Linked DNA regions of Homo sapiens: region 2 is linked to region 1. A link is an interaction called in ENCODE POLR2A ChIA-PET data of the cell type or tissue named here. Cell type or tissue: PC-3. All regions are shown on one strand.

Evidence for each region. ChIA-PET counts read pairs that join two places held together with the same protein. Peaks named below come from ENCODE experiments on the same cell type or tissue, not always from the same donor. Only the 100,000 strongest peaks of a DNase experiment are listed, where the experiment ranks them.
Region 2: POLR2A ChIA-PET joins it to region 1 with 5 read pairs; 3 of 35 experiments call an interaction of 5 or more read pairs at or near these places.

What each region holds. Positions count from the first base shown.
Region 1 is chr12:121,946,307-121,954,306 of GRCh38, reverse strand. CFAP251 (cilia and flagella associated protein 251) reads right to left here. Exons shown (of 22, transcript NM_144668.6): 8 at 5,246-5,323; 9 at 2,777-2,827; 10 at 1-187. Among named protein-coding and RNA genes, the nearest start is that of CFAP251, 32 kb to the right of the region's middle. In PC-3, no CTCF peak of the experiment used is centred here; a DNase peak (open chromatin) is centred at 4,086.
Region 2 is chr12:122,201,265-122,209,264 of GRCh38, reverse strand. LRRC43 (leucine rich repeat containing 43) reads right to left here. Exons shown (of 12, transcript NM_001098519.2): 11 at 7,936-7,969; 12 at 5,794-5,950. The coding sequence ends at 5,823. B3GNT4 (UDP-GlcNAc:betaGal beta-1,3-N-acetylglucosaminyltransferase 4) reads right to left here and starts at 5,556. Exons shown (of 3, transcript NM_030765.4): 1 at 5,464-5,556; 2 at 4,581-4,743; 3 at 313-2,947. The coding sequence starts at 4,646. The coding sequence ends at 1,877. It overlaps DIABLO (diablo IAP-binding mitochondrial protein), which reads left to right. Exons shown (of 6, transcript NM_001371333.1): 6 at 688-1,597. The coding sequence ends at 884. RefSeq lists a silencer at 5,242-5,871. In PC-3, no CTCF peak of the experiment used is centred here; no DNase peak of the experiment used is centred here; H3K4me3 peaks cover 2,158 bases.

The DNA of each region.
Region 1 (8,000 bases):
CCTCTTTCTGCAAATGAACCAATTTACAAGGCTTGATATAGGGAAAGCCCAAAAAGGTGGAGGCAGATGAGGGTGGGCGGTGTATGTCCCAGACAACCAGCTTCCCTTCCATTGTGGCTGAGAGTATTTGTGTTAAATTCAAGTGAAAGATGGACTGGCTAAACTTTCCCACAAGCTTGTTGAAGGTCTGTTTCAAAAGAAAGGTTATAGTTACTGTTGGTAATAAATATAAAACAAAGCATTTATCAATACGATATTTTATAATGCTATGCTGAAATATAGTGAGAAAAAGAGAAAGAAAAAGAAAACAATCACTAAAACCGTCTCCCATGAATTGCCATGGTCCAGGCAGTTCTGAACCTCTGGAAGTTTGCTAAGAGCAAGTGAAGGGTTATGTACTCTGTTCAATTACATTGTTTGTTTAAAGCAAACGAGAGAGTGGTTAATCACTGTTTATACCTGTTAAACTTCTCTTATGGAGGTTTCAGAGACTGGTGAAGAAACTAATGCCTGTTGTGAGTCAAAGCATGCTCTGGTTATAAAATAGCATAAAATAATTATCCCAGCCTCCTTTTATCATAAGGTATTTTCCCATCAGTAGAAAATATTTAAGCACTGTACATAGAAATGCCCTATTCTCTATGCTGCCCGATTCTCTAATAATACAGAGAAGATCCTAAGGTTTACCTCTTCTGACTTGAACACAAGAGGAATAGTAAAATAATGATTAGTCAAACAAGAGCACCAAGTTCTTTCTAAGAGCAGCACTGTTTCAATACATTTTTATCATTTCAAATGGCTCATTATTTGTGGATTCTGTATTTGCGAATTTACCTACTTTAAGAATTGATTTGTAATCCCAAAATCAATACTTGCAGCACTCTCACGGTCATTTGCAGAAGTGCATGTGCAGTGTGACAAATAATTTTACTCACTCAACATGCACATTTCCAGTTGAGGGCAGGCAGGGCAATGCTCCGCCTTCTTGTCTCAGCTCTGACTATAAACAAGTGTCCTTTTCATGGTCTATTTAGTGCCATGTTGTTTGCATTTTTGGTTGTTTGCATTTTTCTTGGTGATTTTAGTATTTAAATTGACCCTGAAACATAGTGCTGAAGTGCTGGCTAGTGTTCCTAAGCAAAAGAATGCTGTGATGTGCTTTATGGAGAAAATATGTAGGTTAGATGAGTTTTGTTCAAGTCATGAGTTATAGTGCTGTTGGCCATGAGTTCAATGTTAATGAATCAATGTTATATATTAAATAAAGTGTCTTTAAATAGAAATACACATAAAACAAGCTTATGTATTGATCAATTGGTGAAAATGTGACCAGAGGCTCACAGAAACCTACCCCTATATTTCCCTTAAGAGCAATAGTTAAGTATCTGCTAATTTGGTGTTTACAGAGACTTTATATAACATAACTACCAACAATAATGAGAACTGATGGTATTTTTTAGTACTTTCATTTATGAAAAACAAGTCTGCAGACAGAATAATCTCATTGTGCCCATCCATCTCAACTTTTTATTTTTTGTTTTTGTCTTTTGGCATGCCCTCTTAAATAAATTTCTACAAATCATACCGAGAGAGAAGCAAGTATGCAGAAAACTCATCATCAGGTGCTCCCTGAGAGCAGGTTACATGGGCAGCAAATGCAGAAAATGCTACAGGAGACGACTCAAGTTCCACCTCAGACACAAGAGCTTGCGGCAAGCAGGCAAGATAAAATGTTTTCTCAACATCTGGTTCACCTCCCTCTTATTGGCTCTCAAACATCTAAATACCTAATATCATGTATTATTCTGAAACTGAGCAGCTTTATAAGGGATCCACTCATGTTCAACGACTTTACTTACACTGTTTCATTCATTTTTTTTTTTTTTATATACAGGGTCTTGTTCTGTTGCCCAGGCTGGAATGCAGTGGCACAAACACAGCTCACTGTAGCCTTGACCACCTGGGCTCAAGTGATCCTCCCACCTCAGCCTCCCGAGTAGCTGGGACCACAGACTCATACCACCCTGGCTGGCAATTTTTTTTTTTTTTTTTTTTTTTTTTTTTTTAGTAGAAACGAAGTCTAGCCTGTGTTGCCCAGGCTGGTCTCAAACTCCTGAGCTCAAGTGATCCTCTCACCTCAGTCTCCCAAAGTGTTGGGATTACAGATGAGAGCCACTGCACCCCCACAACTTTCATTCCTTGTCAATATGCACATACACATTCTAAAAGCCATCACGTTTTTATATTTTCTCACAGCAATAACTCTTTGTATAACATTTTATTAGGGCCAGGTGCAGTGGCTCACGCCTGTAATCCCAGCACTTTGGGAGGCTGAGGTAGGTGGATCATAAGGTCAGGAGATCAAGACCATCCTGGCTAACACAGTGAAACCCCGTCTCTACTAAAAAAAAATACAAAAAATTAGCCGGGCGTGGTGGCAGGCGCCTGTAGTCCCAGCTACTCGGGAGGCTGAGGCAGAAGAATGGCGTGAACCCGGGAGGCAGAGCTTGCAGTGAGCCAAGATCACGCCACTGCACGCCAGCCTGGGCGACAGAGCAAGACTCCGTCTCAAAAAAAAAAATTATTTTTAACAATACTTACATGATTTTCAACTGACAATTCAATATGTATACAGGACCCAAGTAAAATTTTTCAAATTATTTCCCAGTAGCTTAATATCAAGATGTACAAAGAGTAGCCCGAAGCAGCTAAGCTTGCACATAAATATTTATTCTCCACAAAATCTGATGGACAAAAATGCAATAGGCATACTCACTTTTTCAGTTAAAAGTGGGGCACTGTGAGCCAGTGTATCCCTCTCTTCATACTGATAAGAGGAAAAAATAATCACTACTCAAAAAGACCCAGTTTCCAAAGGAAGAACGGCATTAATAATAAAAGCAAAACAAATACATCTAAACAAGGTCAGAAATTTGCAGTTTCTACAGGTAAGAGAACTTGCTGTCTTGGGAAATATCTAAAAACATTCTGAAAGAAAAGCAAATACATAAAAAATATAAAAAATGCCACAAATGATTATGACTTTTTTTTTCTTGAGATGGAGTTCTATATTAAATAAGGTGTCTTCAAGCAGAAACACATCTATCGCCCAGCCTGGAGTGCAGTGGCGCGATCTCAGCTCACGGCAAACTCCGCCTCCTGGGTTCAAGCAATTCTCCTGCCTCAGCCTCCTGAGTAGCTGGGATTACAGGAGCGCACTACCATGCCCAGCTAATTTTTTTTTTTTTTTAGTAGAGATGGGGTTTTGCCATGTTGGCCAGGCTGGTCTCGAACTCCTGACCTCAGGTGATCCGCCCACCTCAGCCTCCCAAAGTGTTGGGATTACAGGCGTGAGCCACTGCGGCCGACCTTAAGGTATTTATTAAAGTTTTAAAGGCTTATTAATAGAGAATTCGAATTTGCATTAAGTACTATGTAAAGTCACAATCGGCTGGGCACGGTGGCTCACGCCTATAATCTCAGCACTTTGGGAGGCTGAGGCGGGCAGATCACTTGAGGTTAGGAGTTTGAGACAAGCCTGGCCAACATGGAGAAACCCCGTCTCTACTAAAAATACAAAAATTAGCCAGGTGTGGTGGCAGGTTCCTGTAATCCCAGCTACCCAGGAAGCTGAGGCAGGAGAATTGCTTGAACCTGAGAGGCAGAGGTTGCAGTGAGCTGAGATCGCACCACTGCACTGCAGCCTGGATGACAGAGTGAGACCCCATCTCAAAAATAAAATAAAATAAAGCTATAATAAATATCTTAAATAATGACTATCACTCACAATCAGTGACTCAATGTGTTTTGGTTTTGTTCTACAATTTTTTATTGAGGTAAAATCCACTTAACATAAAATTAATCATAACCATGTTAAAGTGTGCAATTCAGCGGTGTTTCATACATTCACAATGCTGAGCAACCATCTAGATCCAAGACATTTTCATAACCCCAAAAGGAAATCTCCTACCTATTAAGCAGCCACTCCGTCTCTCTCCAGGCCTTGAAAACCACCAGTTTACTCTGTATCTGTGGACTTGCCTATGCTGGACATTCCATAGAAATGGCATCATACAACACGTGACTTTCGTGTCTGGTGTCTTTCATTTAGCATCATACTTTCAAGGCTGATCCATGTCACAGCATGTATCAGCACTTCATACAATAACATTCCATTGTATGGATAGACCACATTTTGTTTACCTACTCATCAGTTGATGAACACTTGGCTTGTTTCTACCTTTTGGTTATTACAAATAGTGCTGCTGCTGCTGCTGTGAACATTTGTGTAGAAGTATTTGTTTGAATGCTTCTTTTCAATTCTTTTACATCTTACCTTGGAATTGCTGAGTCACATAGCTATTCCATGTTTAACTTGAAACGTTTTTTGTTTTGTTGTGTTTTGTTTTGTTGAGACAGAGTCTCACTCTGTTGCCCAGGCTATAGTGCAGTGGCACCATCACCATCACAGCTCATTGCAGTCTCAAACTCCTGGGCTCAAGCAATCCTCCAGCCTCAGCCTTCTGAGCAGCTGGGACTACAGGCATGCATCACCATGCACTGTTAAATTTTTTTAAATAATTTTTTGTAGAGATGAGGTCTTGTTATGTTGCTCAGGCTAGTCTTAAACTCCTGGCCTCAAGTGATCCTCCTGCCTTGGCCTCCCATGGTGCTGGAAGTACAGTCATGAGCCACTGTGCTCAGCCTCAATGTTTTTTATTCTCATGATTTTGCCCTGTGTCAGTATATGTATCACTAATCTGTTTGCTAATTCCTTTCTAAAAGGGAAAAAAGACCAAGGTCTCAAAAAAAAAAAAAAAAAAAACCTGCTGTATTTTAGAGCCAGGTGTGGCCGGCTCACCCCTCTAATCCCAGCTACTTGAGAGGATTAAGCGGGAAGATCACTTGAGCCCAGGAATTTGAGGCCAGCCTGGGCAACATAGTGAGACCTCATCTCCAAAAAAACCATAAAACTTGTATTTTAGTCTTGTTAAATAAATTCAAATAAACATTTGCCTCATTACTTCAATAAAATTTAATAAATAAAATTGGATTATTTGCTTTTGATTTAATATGCTAATTTCTAATAGGACTAAATACTACAGTTAAATAAAAACATTTTAATATATATTCATTGCTTCCTAAGTAGAGATACTATATTGTTACATTACTGAAACATTTGTACTCAAAGAATGAACACATACTTCTACCCACATTTAAAACAAATCAAAATATTTCTGCTTACCCATGCATAATATATTGCCCGTGTTTTACTATTGCTCACCAATTCTTTATTATTTGTTGGGTTAAAAGTAACGTAGTTCTGAAATATAAAGTATGAAAATACATTAATGATAAATTTTCTGTTTCTGGTTAAGCTGAATGTTAAAATTAAATAATAATTTTAATTAAAACAAATGAGTAGGAATATAAAACAGAAAAGATACCGCATTTCGTAAAAAAAAATAGGAATATCATTTAAATACTGGTGATTAAAATAAACAGTGTCAAATGTGTTCCCTTTCCAGTTTGATCTATTATAATTCATCATCTATAAATTAGAATAAGCTTTTCTTTTTTTTTTTTTGAGCCAGAGTCTTGCTCTGTCGCCTAGGCTGGAGTGCAGTGGCGCCATCTCAGCTCACTGCAGCCTCTATCTCCTGGGTTCAAGTAATTCTCCTGCCTCAGCCTCCTGAGTAGTTGGGACTACCAGCATGTGCCCCCACACCCAGCTAATTTTTATATTTTTAGTAGAGATGGGGTTTCACCATGTTGGCCAGGCTGGTTTTGAACCCTACCTCAAGCGATCCACCTGCCTCAGCCTCCCAAAGTGCTGGGATTACAGGTGTGGGCCACTGCGCCTGGCTATAACAAGCTTTTCTGATAGTGGTCAATTTAAAATAATAACAATAATAATAATAAAATAAATTGGAACAAGCAAAAGTAAACCAGTATTCACCAATAACCTTTATTCTGTATCCTTTTAGATAAAGACTGCTGCGTATACATTTCTAAATTTGACAGGGCCACACAATATCTTGGAATGAATGCAAGATATTGGAAGGGGATTCTAATTCCTGCCAAGATGGTGAATAGCATGGGCTGCTGGCTCCCTTCCCAAAAACCAACCCTGCAGAAACTATGGAAGTGACGGAAAGTTTTAAATACAGAAACCAAACAGCCACAGCAAGAACAACAAAGCAAGCTCTTCCTGGGGAGCCATGGGGTATGTGTTTGAAATGTGCATGGGAGGTGGGTGGCTACAGCCTGGGGAGAAGGGCTGCAGGAGACAGCACTGAGGGACAGGCTGGAAAAAAGCTTTTTAAGTTCCATTTCTGCCATTTCCACCCCGTCTCCACGCCTATTCCTTACCTATCATTTTCTGAACATTTTATGAATGTTACATACCACAGGGGTGTAAACTACTAATGCCAGTGTTTGAGAATTCATATCAGAACAGCACAAAAGCCTGGGTAGGGTAAGGAACTGGCAAAAGCAAGTGCATGAGGCAGACTTCACAAAGCCTGAAAATCAGCCTCAAACGACCTCAAGCTCTGATTAGATTAAGCTGACCACTCTGCTAAGTGCCTTTAAGGAGCAGAAGTCAGTCTTCTTTGGACGAAGTCATCTCAAGCCTCAAATTTATTTCTACACTTTAAAAAACACAACATCAGGCATTCAGTAAAAAATAGCCAGGCATATTAAAGAGATACATCCAGGCCAGGCGCTGTGGTGTATGCCTGGAATCCCAGAACTTTGCAGGAGGATCGCTTGAGGCCAGGAGTTCAAGACCAGCCTGGGCAACAGAGCAAGACCCCCATCTCAAAAAAAAGAAAAGAAAAGAAAAGAAAAAAGACCCATCCAAATGACTGAAAACCAAGGGGAAAAAGCAATCAGCAGAAAGAAGCCACAGGAGATCCGAGCATTGGGGTTATTAGACAATCACAGGATTAACATGCAGGAAGTAGAGGACAAGATGGGGAATCTCAGCAGATAGCTCTACTTAAAAAAGAATCAAATGGAAATTCTAGACCTGAAAAAATGATTTAAAATGCTTAATAGACAGTTTAACAAAAATTTAGATATAGCCAAAGAAAGAACTAGTCAGCAGGAAAGGAAGACAAATTATAGTAGAAAACATTCAGACTGAAGCAGAAACAGATGAAAGGATAGAAAATACATAAAAGAAAATAAAAGACCAGTGGGACAAGACCAGAAAAGGTCTAACGTATATGTAATTGGAGCCCCAGAAGAAGAATAAAGAAAGAATGTGGCAGAAGAAATGTGTAAAGAGGTAATGGCTGAGAATTTTCCAAAACTGAGAAGAGATATAACATCTCAGGTTCAAGAAATCCTAAAGGATAAGCTTTACAAAAATCAACAACATACCCACTTCCACATAGACACATCATTGAAAAGCTGCTGGGGCTGGTGCAGCAGTGGCTCATGCCTATAATCCCTGCACCTTGGGAGACTGAGGTGGGAAGGTCACTTGAACCCAGGAGTTTGGGACCAGCCTGGGCAACACAGCGAGACCCCATCTCTAAAAAAAAAAAAAATTAGCCAGGTGTGATGGTGCCACCTGGGAGGCTGAGGTGGGAAAATCACTTGAGCCTAAGAGGTCAAGGCTGCAATGAGCAGTGACTGTGCCACTGCACTTCAGCCTAGGTGATGGAGTGAGACCCTGTCTCAAAAACAGAACAAAACAAAACAAAACAAAAACCCTGCTGAAAACCAAGGGAAAAATCTGTAAAATCAGCTGGGGGCCAAGGAGAGAGACACACAACATTCAAAATAGGGATCGACAGCTGACTTTTCAACAGAAATGGTAGAAACCAGAAGACAACAGAATCACATCCTTGAAGATATGAACTGCTGAAAGAAAATACTACCACTCTAGAATTCTATACCACAGGAAAATCTCCTTCAAAAATAAAGACTTGTCCATGAACATTCACAGCAGCTTTATTTTCAATAGCCACAACCAGGAAACAACCCAA
Region 2 (8,000 bases), 250 kb before region 1:
CAGCCTCCCAAGTAGCTGGGATTACAGGCATGCGCCACCATGCCTGGCTAATTTTTTTTTGTATTTTTGGTAGAGACGGGTTCACCATGTTAGCCAGGCTGGTCTCGAACTTCTGACCCTCAGGTGATCTGCCTGCCTTGGCTTCCCAAAGTTCTGAGATTAGAGGCGTGAGCCACTGCGCCCGGCCTTCAAAACATGTTTAAGTGAAAAAATTATAAAACATATTTAATACCTTTTATGCTGTTACATAAATTTATAGTAAAAAAATATTTTTCTATGCATTCCTTTACCTTTAAAGATTAGTCAAGGTGATGAAAGGGATCTTTGACAATTTTATTCATGATCTCTTTGTCAAAAAGAAATGGAAGATGTGTAGTTAAAAAAATTAATCAAAGGTCTGTACTAAAAGCTCTGTAGCTATAAAGATGATTGTGAGAGTTGCATTTAATAATTGTGATGTTGGCCGCTGACAGCTGAAGAAAAATGCTGTTTTTGACAGAGTGTCAGTTAAATCCAGACCTGAACATAGAGGTGGAAGTTTCTTTGCAGAGAGAGAAGACAGGGAGGTCAAGGAAAGTGACCCCAAGAGGGGTTCAGATGACAGCCACAGCACCCCCAGGCCAACGTCCACATGAGCCTTCCGCGCCCTGCACGGCTGCTCAACCCGATTGTCCCATCTTTTGGCAGGCGCAGATCAGGCCTCTATAACCGCCAGGAATCACATTCAGCTGGTGAAACTGCAGGTGGAAGAGGTGCACCAGCTCTCCCGGAAAGCAGAAACCAAGCTGGCAGAAGCACAGATAGAAGAGCTCCGTCAGAAAACACAGGAGGAAGGGGAGGAGCGGGCTGAGTCGGAGCAGGAGGCCTACCTGCGTGAGGATTGAGGGCCTGAGCACACTGCCCTGTCTCCCCACTCAGTGGGGAAAGCAGGGGCAGATGCCACCCTGCCCAGGGTTGGCATGACTGTCTGTGCACCGAGAAGAGGCGGCAGATCCTGCCCTGGCCAATCAGGCGAGACGCCTTTGTGAGCTGTGAGTGCCTCCTGTGGTCTCAGGCTTGCGCTGGACCTGGTTCTTAGCCCTTGGGCACTGCACCCTGTTTAACATTTCACCCCACTCTGTACAGCTGCTCTTACCCATTTTTTTTACCTCACACCCAAAGCATTTTGCCTACCTGGGTCAGAGAGAGGAGTCCTTTTTGTCATGCCCTTAAGTTCAGCAACTGTTTAACCTGTTTTCAGTCTTATTTACGTCGTCAAAAATGATTTAGTACTTGTTCCCTCTGTTGGGATGCCAGTTGTGGCAGGGGGAGGGGAACCTGTCCAGTTTGTACGATTTCTTTGTATGTATTTCTGATGTGTTCTCTGATCTGCCCCCACTGTCCTGTGAGGACAGCTGAGGCCAAGGAGTGAAAAACCTATTACTACTAAGAGAAGGGGTGCAGAGTGTTTACCTGGTGCTCTCAACAGGACTTAACATCAACAGGACTTAACACAGGCCTCTTGTTCCTTCCTTTCTTTCCGTTTCTCTATTGTATCCAAAGGAGAAGAGTGTAAGATTTTGTTTGCATCTGAAAGAGAAAATGCGTCTCTCCTGGGGTCCTATGCAGCCTCCTTCCTTGAGGTCCCAGACTGCAGCGCCCCAGGCAGCGCCCGGAATGCCCCGACAGGTTCCTGGCAGCATTTGCTACACTTTGGCTCCCATTCAACATATGCTGGACAAGTTAGCTGGGTTGCAGTGTTTTTAATCAGAGCTAACAGGGTGAGAGGAGTTAAAAAACCAAGTTGGCATTTTCTGTAGAGCAGCAGGCATCAATTTCGCATCACGATAGAGAATCAACACTGAGTCCACTCTCAGGCTGTTGCCCAACCCACCCTTCAGCGCTGGGGTATGGGGCCAGCTGCACACTTGAGCCCCTCATCTGTCACCAGTGCCCACATGGTCCACATCTCGAGGGGGCTGAGGCGGTGAACCAGCAGGAGCCCCCTATACAGGCAGGGGTCTAAGGGGTCCAGGGGCCGCCGGATTCCAAATGTCTTGAAGCCAGCATGGTGCATAGGGCTCAGCCCCAGCCGCCTCAGGCACATACCCACAAAGACATCATCAATGGGGAAGAGTTCAGCATCTTCCATGATAGCCTGGAGGCGCCGCACTGTGGCTCTGGACATGACATATCCTCCCCCACCAGCATAGGGTGGGTAGTGGGTGGCCCTGTACATTGAGGGTGGGATGAAGTATTTGACCTTAGTGTTCCTGTTGGGCAGGGCTTGGCGGATGACATCTCCCACCAGGAGGTCCTGGGCTGGGTCCCAGCCATCCAGGAACTCTAACACGTTGGGGACGTGGACAAAGACATCGTCATCTCCCTTTAGCATGAAATGGGCCTGGGGGCAGGCAGCCACCACCCAGCGCTGCAGGTGCAGCTCCTTGAGCGTCAGGTTGAAGAAGTCCTCAGTGAAGTCCCACTGGAGGATGTCATCAAACTCCCTACTCTCATAGGCCAGCAGCTGGGCTGGGGGAGCGGATCCTGCCACCCCTAGGAGGAACACCAGCTTCAGCTGCCGGCCCCTAGCCCATCCCCCCACCCTGCCCCACGTGCTGCGGATAGCCGCACGTCGCTCCACGTGACCAGGCTGTGACTTGATGGCCAGGAGCAAGAAGGTATCCTTGGAACAGCCTGAAGGCTCCAGCAAGATAGAGAAATTTCGGCAGTGACGATAGGTCAAGAAGAGACGGTGACGGCTAGGCAGGGACAGAGAGGCGCTAGACACTGTGTGGTTGGGTGGACACCGGCTGTGACGGGGTGTTGGGGGAGCCCAGAAAGGCTGGTGGGCCGTGGGGTCTCCTGCGGGCTTGGCCGCCTTCCTCAGGAAGAGCAGGCAGCCGAGCAACAGCACAGCCAAGCTGTACGAGACCAGCCAGCACAGCCTGCAGAGCATCGCCGGTCCCTGCAAGGAGAGAGCCACCTGAGCAGGGCCCAGCCCCGGGTCCCTGTCCCCAAGAGTTGGGCAGGAGTTAACCTGCACCCCAGCCGCTAAGTCCCTGCTGGCCTCTGGACTTTTTATTCTCAGCGTATCCTCAGGCTCTTTCCAGAGTCCTCCCTCCCCTGAGGATGGGCTAAGCACAGCTGCTTTGCCAGCCCTTGCCCTCCTCTGCCATCATCTGAGGACTCCTGGGTCTGTTTTTCCCAAAAGGACTTGCAGCCACTTTACAGCTGACACCATAAACGTTCCCAGCCATTCTTCCAGGAAACTCGAGCACCTGATGAGTTTTAGGCACAGACTCAGTTTAGCTTGGATCAAATTCACTAAGTGTGGAACTGACATTCAGGGCTTTTCAAGTGGGAAGTGAAACCATTTCCCAAAAAAAGCTTGGTGCCTGTGGGGTCCTGTGTTGGGCGTCTCCAAGATGACCAGGAGTGCACTGCTTCCCTCGGAGGAGAACCAGCACCACAGGGTGGCCGTGGCCACCAAAGCACACACCCTTTACACCTGCCTCAGAGGTCGGGGCTTCCAGGAGGGAGGGAGGGAGACAAAGCCACACACCACAAGAGGGGAAGCAGGAAAGCTGGGGACTTGTATCAGGGATGGCTTCCGAGGCACCCCGCCCCGCCTTCCCACCACGTTCTAAGTGCTGATTTCTCCCAGGGACCTGAAAAGAAGGATGAGGAGACAGAATCCACCAGTGTGGCCTGCCCGAGCTCCACGTAGCAAAGCCTGTCTTCAGTTTCTCATTTTTGTCCCTCTGGTGTCTCCCTCTGCCCCAGTCCCCTCCCCTTGACCTCCACTGCCAAGTCATCCTGTCCCTTCACTTCTGACCAGTCTGCCGCATTGGCCACTGCCACAGCCGCCGTCACCAGAAAAGCAACTGCTAGGTGCTAGGGATGCAGTGGCAAGCAAGACAGGGTCGCTGCCCTCTCAGAGGGGAGCACAAAACGCATAGGAACCAGGTATGTTGAGAAGTTACAGTCTAATGCAGAGAATTGGCTGACGCGGAGGACGGATCCCATAGCCAAGGGTAGCTAAAAAGCCCTCCTTGATGGAGGGACGTTTGAGCAAGAACTGAGTGAGGAATGGCACCTTGCGTGAAGACCTGGGGTCTCTGCAGGCCGTGGGCAGAGTCAGGCAGCTCCAGGGCAGGAGAGAGGGGAGAAAGAAGGGAGACGGGGGCCCAGCAGGTTTACAGTAGGAAGAGGCCAGCCCGGCTAGTGAAAGAGCTAAGGGTTTTGTTGGTTTTTTTTGAGACAGTGTCTCTGTCACCCAGACTCTAGTGCAGTGGCACAATTATAGCTCACTGCAGCCTGGAACTCCTGGGTTCAAGCGATCCTCCGGCCTCGGCCTCCCCAGTAGCTGGGACTACAGGCGTGCAGGGCCCGGCTAATTTATTTTTTGTAGAGATGTGGTATCTTTTGTTGCCTGGGCTGGTCTGGAACTCCTGGCCTCAAGCGATCCTCCCGCCTTGGCCTCCCAAAGCGTTGGGACTACAGGCGTGAGCCACCGGCCAGAGTTTTCTGAGCCCCCTGGAGATCTATGCGGGGGTGGGGGACAAGGGGGTCTGGCAGAGGCGGTGAAAGAATCTGACCTTTGGTAAAAGGCCACTCCTACCGCCCCTTCCCTGGTGGGCTGCGGAAGGCTGGGGAGGAAGCATGAACGGCAGCTGGAGACTGTCTCCGTGCTCAGGATGCCGGGCGGCGGCGGCGGCGGGGTCGAAGCGAGATGAGTCTCAGGTGTGCGAGCACCGCGGGCTGTGGACGAGAGGCCCGGGCGGGCGGCGGTGCCATTCACCGAGAAGGGCGCACAGCAGGTGGCTTGGTTCCGTCCCAGGAGGTTTCAGCCCAGGCTGCGCCGCGGCCCGGGTGGCCCCTGTCCCGCCGCGGGCGTCCCCAGGCGCTGGCCGCACGGCCTCGCCCCGCCGCCCTCCGAGCCGCGGAGACCCCAGAGCCCGGCTCTCCACCCGCCGCGGAGCGCACGACCCCGTCTGGTGGGGCGCGGGTCCTGAGGCTGCGCTCGGCCTTGGGCGGCAGCCGCCTCGGATCCCCACAGGACTCGGTGACCCAAAACGCCCTGGCGCGGGCAGGGGGCGAACTCTGGTTCATTCTTTCAACGCGACAGTCTCCGAAGGGCTGACGGCAGCAGAGACCCACTCTGCGGGGACCCCCGGGCCGGGGTTGGCAGCAGCGCTGCGCGTCGGGCGCGGGCGGCCCAGGCTGGCGGGGTCTACCGCGCCCGGCTCCAGCCTCTGTCCCCAGCCTGGAGAACCGAAGCCGAGCGGCCCGTGGGCCCCGAGCCGTGCCCGCCGAGGCCAGACTCGCGCCGCACCCGGGCGGGGCCGGCGTCCTCGCGGGGACCCTGGGGGACCGGGGAGCGGGCCGCGGGGTGCAAAGGCACGGCCGCCCTGGCGACGCCCCTCCCTGCACGGTGACCCAGCCTCCCTCACAGCAGCGGCGTCCCGGCCCCCAACCTACCTGAGCGTGACGCCGGGGTACGGGCGTGGAGCTCGTGCAGCGGAGCCAGGGCGGATGGCGCCCAGGTGCGCGGAGCTCTCGGGGCTCGGGAGTGGGCGGGGCTTCTGGAGGAGGTGGGAATTTGGGGCGGGGTTCTGGCGGGGGCGGGTTTGGGGCCTCCCCGGACCCAGCCGCGGGTCTCCGCAGCGCCGGAGGCTGGACGCACGCGTCCCGCGCCCGGTCCTGGGGTCCGCACGAGCCGGGTCGGGCAGAGGCTGCTCCTCCTCCCCAGGACGCCGGCGCCACACCCGCCCCCCGACGCGTGCGGCGGGACAGAAGCGGAGGCGGGAGTGCTGGGAACAGCCTTTACTGCCCACGCCCTACACGGCGAACATGCGCAGAGCCTCCTCCGCCGAGCGGCACTGGTTCAGCTGGATCTGCACCTCTACGGTCAGGGGCTCAGGGTGGTAATCGCCTTCGTAGATCGGAATCACGGCTTTCGGCTTTTCTGAGAAAATTTAAGTGCGAGCATGAGCCCCGGGAGACGGATGGGCTGGCGTTCTCGGCCGCCCTGACCCATCCCATATGCAAGCCCTGGACCCTGTCCCAGCGGGAGCACAGTTTTGGTCCTCGGGTGTTAACAGTAATAAGAAATAAAATTAAATTGTATTTAATTAGATCATTTAATAAATCGCAGCTGTTTGAGTTGCAAGACTGGCTGCTTTTTGCTTTGAGACAGTGTCGTGCTCCGTCGCCCAGGCTGGAGTGCGGTGGCATGATCCCGGCTCACTGCAACCTCCGCCTCCCAGGTTCAAGCGATTCTCCTGCGTCAGCCTCCAAGTAGCTGGGATTACAGGCGCCTGTCACCACGACCGGCTATTTTTTGTAGTTTTAGTAGAGACGGGGTTTCACCATGTTGGCCAGCCTGGTCTCGAACTCCTGACCTCAAGTGATCCGCCTGCCTAGGCCTCCCAACGTGCTAGGATCACAGGCGTACACTACCGAGCCCAGCTGCAGATATTTTCTTAAAAATGAAGTAATTATAGCACTTCAGGGGAAACAACTGAAAGCATTTCAATAAATGTATAACATTTGCCCTAAAAATGAGACAACATTGTATCTGCCACCATGAATTTACCAATTTTCCAATACGCAAAGACCTTTCTAATGATGTGGGTGGTGATAGTAAAGAACGTGATCTTTGGAAAATGTATAGTGACAGGTGTCAACTGTTGGAATATCTGCATAAGTCTGTTAACCTGTAGTTTACAAGTAACTCATGCATGTTACAAACTGCATGGTAAAATATCCGTTCAAAATGCAAACTAGATTAATGAATTTTAATCTGATTATGAAAAATTCAATATAGATTGTTTTCACATTGTAACAACCTTTAAGAAATTACCACTTGTCAAATTTGGTGTAATATTAAAGAAATTATATTATTTTAAGGTCTATTAAAATACTCCCTCTTTTCCAATTATGGGCCTGAGGTTGGATTTTCTTTGTGCACGTCAATTACAGCAACATATTGCAAGCAGTTGACTGCAGAAGTAGCTGTAAGAATCCAGCTGTCTTCAATTAAGCCAAACATTAAAGAGATTAAAAAAAAAAAAACCTTTTTAAGGCCATCTTAACCCACAGATAAGTATCACAAATCACATGTTCATATAGGCATGGGTTTTGAAGTCCAGCAGCATATGCCCTCCAACGTTTACTTCTTCAGGCTGGCGTGAAATGGCGCGATCTCAGCTCACTGCCACCTCTGCCTTCCAGGTTCAAGCGACTCTCCTGCCTCAGTCTCCTGAGTAGCTGGGATTACAGGCACCCACCACCGCACCTGGCTAATTTTTGTGTTTTCAGTAGAGACGGGGTTTCACCATGTTGGCTAGGCTGGTCTCGAACTCCTCACCTCAGGTGATCCGCACGCCAAAGTGCTGGGATTACAGGCGTGAGCCACCATGTTGGGCCTGTTTCCACTTTTCGGCTTCAGTATGATGGGTTGCTCTGCTATGATCGGGCCTCATGCTTTTTGCAGCCACCTCCCACGGCACTCCCTGTCTCCTTTCTCTCCCTCCCAGTTGGTTGTTCTTTCTGAACCTCAAACCTGAGACGCACCCATTTCAGATGCTTCTCCAGCTCCCCACAGGACAAGCCCAGGCCCCTCTTACAGCAAATAAGGGCCGATGGCCTGAAGCTGGAGGCAGACACCTCGGAACCAGATGAGCCCCAGGCAGCCCCAGCTCCAAGCTCTTGCCCCGCTATGGCTCTACCACAGGTGCCTTCCCCACCCTGGTCACCACCCACACAGGCCCTGTGGTCTGAGGGCTGCAGAGAAGAAATAATAACACTGGATCTAAGGGGGGATGTGGCCTCTCCCCAGGCCAGAAGCTACCATTCCCCACCCTTTGGTTCCTTTGGCCTCCCCCAGGGCTGGCCCTCAGCAGGTCCTCCTGACAATCCCTGCCTTTGGTCACCACCATCGGCACTCACCTTTTTTGGCAACTTTCTTAATCTTCTTTGAATCCTGAGAGAAAGAACCACAAAACGAGATGCTT